2 separate regions of the Homo sapiens genome follow, and region 2 is linked to region 1. A link is an interaction called in ENCODE POLR2A ChIA-PET data of the cell type or tissue named here. Cell type or tissue: PC-3. All regions are shown on one strand. Each heading gives the region's core, and the rest is flanking DNA. Links, peaks and the distances in the headings are about the cores only.

The links. Peaks named below come from ENCODE experiments on the same cell type or tissue, not always from the same donor. Only the 100,000 strongest peaks of a DNase experiment are listed, where the experiment ranks them.
Region 2: POLR2A ChIA-PET joins it to region 1 with 6 read pairs; 1 of 35 experiments calls an interaction of 5 or more read pairs at or near these places.

What each region holds. Positions count from the first base shown.
Region 1 is chrX:132,939,795-132,942,612 of GRCh38, reverse strand. All of the region lies in intron 2 of HS6ST2 (heparan sulfate 6-O-sulfotransferase 2), which reads left to right. Among named protein-coding and RNA genes, the nearest start is that of HS6ST2, 17 kb to the left of the region's middle. In PC-3, for the core only: a CTCF peak has its summit at 1,813; a DNase peak (open chromatin) is centred at 1,622; H3K4me3 peaks cover 694 bases; H3K27ac peaks cover 2,364 bases.
Region 2 is chrX:133,003,758-133,006,575 of GRCh38, reverse strand. No RefSeq gene overlaps it. Among named protein-coding and RNA genes, the nearest start is that of HS6ST2, 47 kb to the right of the region's middle. In PC-3, for the core only: CTCF peaks have their summits at 1,141 and 1,343 (motif pointing left); no DNase peak of the experiment used is centred there.

The DNA of each region.
Region 1 (2,818 bases), core at 251-2,750:
GAAATGAATCCTGAAGGCTATTCTTATTTTGGGGGCTCATCATGAAGATAATAAGAATCCATTTTGTTGCTGAAATAACCAAATAAGAGTGGCACATTCCCATAGGAGTGACCATTCTCTTCCTTTTGGAAGGGGCAGCTTTAGAAAAGTGCCATTATGCAAAGCTGAAGGCCATAAAAAAGTGCCATTAAAGAGAATGCAAATTAGCATGGGCCTACCAGCCTGGCAGGCATTATTAATGTTGGAGGTAAAGAAATTAGGTTGAAGGTATGGAAGAACCATAAAAAAACAACCAGAGGCCAGTGTGACATTGGGCTGATGGCCACTTAAGCTGATGCCTCATGGCTGAGACTTTGCTAAGTGGAAGATTAACTGACAAAACAGCTTGAAGGTTGACGAACTATTTGAGCTCATTGCCAGATACTCTAGAGGCAAAAATACTTATTTTTGTGATTTTTTTTTCTGAAAGTGGCACAGTATGTTCTAAGAGTATAATAGGCCAGCTCCAGAGCATTAAAGCAATGTTGAAATGAAGCATATTGGTGTGAATGATGCATAGTAGGCTATTTATGAAAAATTACTTCAATAAAAAACTTCATGAACATGTAAACATGATTTTATGTATAAACACACTATAAGATTTATGAAAGATAATCATACTAATATGAGAATATGAAGCTGAAGCAAGGTATTTTTTAAAAATTACATTGTTGAACAAAATGGTCTGAATATTTCTGCTTTTAGGTAAGGATCTATGCTTTGCAGCTGCCTCCTTCAGTTTGTTTTTATGACTTAAGCAAATAAAAAAAAAAGAGATCATTTTAGCATTAGTATAGCATTCTACAATCTTCTGGAAGCTTTTATATTTATCGCCATATGGGTGTACATTAAATCTGCATCTCCCTCTCGTTTATATGTTTATGAAGTTATAAAGATATACACATGCGCACACAAAATAATTAAGCAAGTGATGTGTGTTTGACAACGATTGGTGACTTAATGCCAATTAGAGGGTGTTAAAAAAGAACACTTGCTTTCTTAATCCAATTGTTCCCATGCTTTTTGGTTTATGCACTTAAGGAGAGAACCCATTTAAAGTGCCAGAATTTGCATACATGCAGCTTTGACTGAGCCTTCTATTTAATCCAGTGGTCTTAAAAAATTATTAGTGAGGGTTTTAGAGACCTACATGTCATGAGATCCATTAGGACGAGACTGAAAGTACACTTTTTGGCTGCCTCCTTTATGGGAAGGGGTGTGCTTTTGATATGGGGAGAGCTAAAGGTATGTGGATCAGCTGGACTGTTTAATGCAGCCAGATTAGCTCAGCTCATCTCAGTTAGAGCATCTTGTGTTGCAGCCACCTTGCCTAATGCCATTATGGGAAAGTGGCTCATAATTTTCCAGAGTTCAGCTGAATGCTAAGTGAAAGGCTACATACAGTGTTCGTATGTATGAAAGTTAGCAGTTGCATTGACGAACTCTTCTGTTTTAAAAATTCTGGTTGGACTGGAATGGGCAGGATTGTGATATTCCCCTTTCAATGTCATGTTTGTTTTGCTTTAAATCATGGTGATGTAACCATTATTCATTGTAGGAAGATTATGGCTTCAGTGTCCAAGGACTGGGTGCGGGGTTTCAGGTTGTGACCTTTGGCTGAGAATGCCTTCTCTAGAGAATGTCACAGAGGTCAGATTTCTATGCTGACTGCAAACAAACCTGCGACCACAAAATTCAGCTCTTCTGATTTGCTAGGATCTGACTCCAGGATGCAGTACTTTCTGGTTAACAGAGGGGGCTCTTGTATGCAGTAAACCTCCCAAGATGGAGAGATGTGGTATCAGCTATTTTCATTATAGCCATCTTAGGAGTGTGAAGTTGTATCTCATTGTGGTATTGATTTGCATTTTTCTGATGGCTAATGATGTTAAACATTTTTTCATGTGCCTATTGCCCATTTGAGTATCTTCTCTGGAGAAATATCTATACAGGTTGTTTGACATTCTTAATTGTGTTATTTCTTTTTCTTTTTAATATTAATTGGTTTTTTTTAAACATATTCTAGGTTCAAGTCTCTTATAAGATATACGCTTTGCAAACATTTTACCCCCATTCAGTGGTTGTTGCTTCACTTTCTTGAAGGTACCCATTGAAGCAGGAAAGTTTTAAATTTTGGTGAAGTCCAATTTAATTTTTTTCTTTGTCACTTCTGAAGGCTTTGCCTAGTGTTCACAAAAATTTACTCCTATATCTGCTTTTAAGAGTTTTATAGTTTAACCTTTTACAGTAAGGTCAATGATCTATTTCAGGTTAATTTTTGTGCATATTGTGAAAAAGGAGACACACCCATAAGATTGGTATAACTTTATCCTTTTTTATTTAGGTAATATTTGTCCCAGAATCCTTTGTTGAAGACTGTTTTTCTTTATTCATTTTCCTTGGTACCATTATACAAAACCGGTTGATCATAAATGTTTGGATTTATTTCTGGATTCTATTTTACTTGTCTATAAAGCTATCTTTAATCAAGTGACACACAGTCTTGACTACTGTTGCTTTGTAGCTAGTTTTGAAAGCAGGAAGTGCGAATCTTTTATTTATTTTTTCTTTCTCTAGATTGTTTTGGCTATTCTTGGCACCTTGAATTTCATTGTGAATTTTAGCATCAGCTTATCAATATCCACAAAGAAGCCGGCTGGGATTTTTTTAGGGATTGTATTAAATCTGTAGATCAATTTTGGGGAGTATTGCCATATGGACAATATTGTTTTTCAATTCAAAAACATGGGCTATTTTTCCATTTGTTTAGGTCTTCTTT
Region 2 (2,818 bases), core at 245-2,744, 64 kb before region 1:
AACCCTTTCTACCTGACTTTTGAGATACTTGCAGATATTATGGTCACAGGGTTATCCCTACCACAGTAGTCCCATTCCTTCTATTTCAACGGTCCCTTCAAATAAAGCGTCTCTTTACCAAAGTCCAGATTTGTTTGTTGTCGTTGTTGTTGTTGTTTTGACCCGTAGTCTTCCTTGGCTCCAATGTGTAGCAGCAACCTGATTTCTCTTTGGTAATCAGGATCCATGACTAGTAGATTAACCCCTCCTTATGCCAGTATTTTCAGCAGCACAAGGAGACCAAAATGGCCAAATGGCACTTTCAACTTCCAATTCAGTGGAAATACTGTTGTGCCTCTGGTGGAAGCATCCCCGCCTTGGGAACCAGTATCTCTAAATGAGCAGAGCTCAAAATTCCTGAAATGGAAAGCAAAAATTCAGGAAGTGGGTTATTAGGTGTAATCGTGAGAGGAGCCACCCCTACTGCCACTCCCTGATTTCTTAGCCCATTTATTATGGGTATGGAGAAGATAACACCACACTGTGGTCTCACATTTAAAGCACAAACTGCATCCTGTGAGCTGAATCCCATCCAGTCAGGATGTTTTTCTTCTAATTGGCACTGCAACTGAGTCTTCAGTAAGCCATTCCACCTTTCAGTTGGACCAGCTGTTTCTGGGTAATGAGGTATGTCACAACACCAGTTACATCCATGGGTATGAGACCTTTGCCACACTTCTTTTGCTGTGAGATGAATTCCTTTGCTGATAAGATTCAGGGCTGTGTGGAATGCCATGATGGAAGATTGGGCATTCTGTGAGTCTATGGATGGTGGTGCTAAGAGAAGCATTACTAGTAGGGAAGACAAACCATATCTATATTTATACCCAGATCTCTGTATCTATTTTAGTGAGGACAAATATTTGCCTCCATGGTGGAAGAGGTCCAGTGTCGTCAGTCTGGCAGTAGGTGGCTGGTTGGTCATCTTAGGAATGGTGCCGTATCTGGGGCTCAGTGTTCATCACTGCCATCAGCAGGTTAGGCCCTCAAGATAGCTTTAGCCAGGCCAGCCTTCATGAAGGGAGGTTCATGTTGTTTTGCCTGTGCCCAGCTTCCATCTCTGCCACCACTGCCACTTTGTCCACAGGCCTGTTCGGCAAGCACTCAGATGGCTGGAGAAAGAAGCTGACTGACATTGCCAGGGTGCATAATTTTGTCTACCTGATATTGTCACAGTCTGTGTCCATTCTGAGTCATCTGTCCACATACTTCTTCCCCAGACTTCCTCATATCCACACCGCTGACCCACTCCACAGTACCAGCTGCATGAAACAGCAGAGCCCCCTTTCTCCTGCAATGTCCTTCCATCGCCCTCTACTGGTAAAGCTCAGCATTTTCATTTTGGAATGTTTTAAAGAATTTTGTCCATTATCACAGAGCACTTATTGATGGATGAATTTGGAACTAAAAGATGATACATTGATAACTGGGAGAACTTCTTCACTTCAATATCACCAAAACCTTGGCCTATGTAGATTGGAATCTTGTTTGCTTAGCTAGTAAATTTCTGAGCCTCAGTTTTTTTTTGACCCTTGGTTAATAGCTCAAAAGGCATATTCCCCAACCCTGGATCCATCTGTAACATGAAAGGCTTAATACTTGTATGTTTTCAGCAACATAGTCCCCAAATACTTGAAAGGTCCCTTCATAATCTTGCCTAAAACCCCTGATCCCACCTTTTTCTACCCCACAGAATACTTGCTTCACCTAAAAATTTAAAAACAAGGTATGCATTCATTCCACAGTCATGGATGCTCCAAAAAGGTGATTAGGCTAGTTCATCTGCAAACACAGGCTTTAAGGCTCTTAGGTTTGAGGGAAGAAAGACACAGACACACATTTTTTTTTTTTTTTTTTTTTTTTTGAGACTGAGTCTTACTCTGTCGGCCAGGCTGGAGTGCAGTGGCACAATCTAGGATCAGTGCAACATCTGCCTCCCAGGTTTAGCGACGCTCATGCCTCAGCCTCCCGAGTAGCCTGGGATTACAGGCACACGCTACTATGCCCTGCTAATTTTTGTATTTTTAGTAGAGAAGGGGTTTCACCAAGATGGCCAGGCTGGCCTCAAACTCCTGACCACCCGCCTTGGCCTCCCAAAGTGCTGAGATTACAGGGCGAGCCACTGTGCCCAGTCAGAATTTTTTATACTAACATGCCACCCCTGCTTTCCTTCCAGTCTTTTTGACGCAGAGAAGGTCTACTGATTTGCATTAGGAAAGAATCGCTGGTGGTAATGAAAGTACTAGACAGAAGCTGACCTGATGTAACAATTGTTTTCCATACCTGAGATTTTACTGCTGCTACAGGGCCCTGGGCATCATGGTACTGAGCAGTTTCTGAGATAGCTTAGGCCACCAGTATGTCCTCTGGTGCATACTGGATATCCTTGGGCACGGTTGGTGCCCTTTGATCAGGGCCTACCCAGAAGGCCTAGGGTAGCTGCAAAACACTCATAGGACTGTCCCCAGTTCCCATAAAGCCTCTGCCTAGTTTTCAGGCAGACAGTTTTCTACTCTACTCGATGAAACATGCAAGCCCATTGTTCTTCAGCCCCTCCGTATGCAGCAGCCTGGTTCATTACATAATAGACTACTTTTACTTTGGATTGAGTCCACTCATCTCTCATAGCCCACTTTTATGTCTGCTGTCACTTCATTCAGTCTCTAAAACCTCTCCATTTATTAGCACCCTCCATTCAGTCTCCTCCCCAAGACTGCCTTTCCTCAAAGTATCACATTCTTCAATTGCCTCTTATTCATTCTTACATCTCTTTCACTCC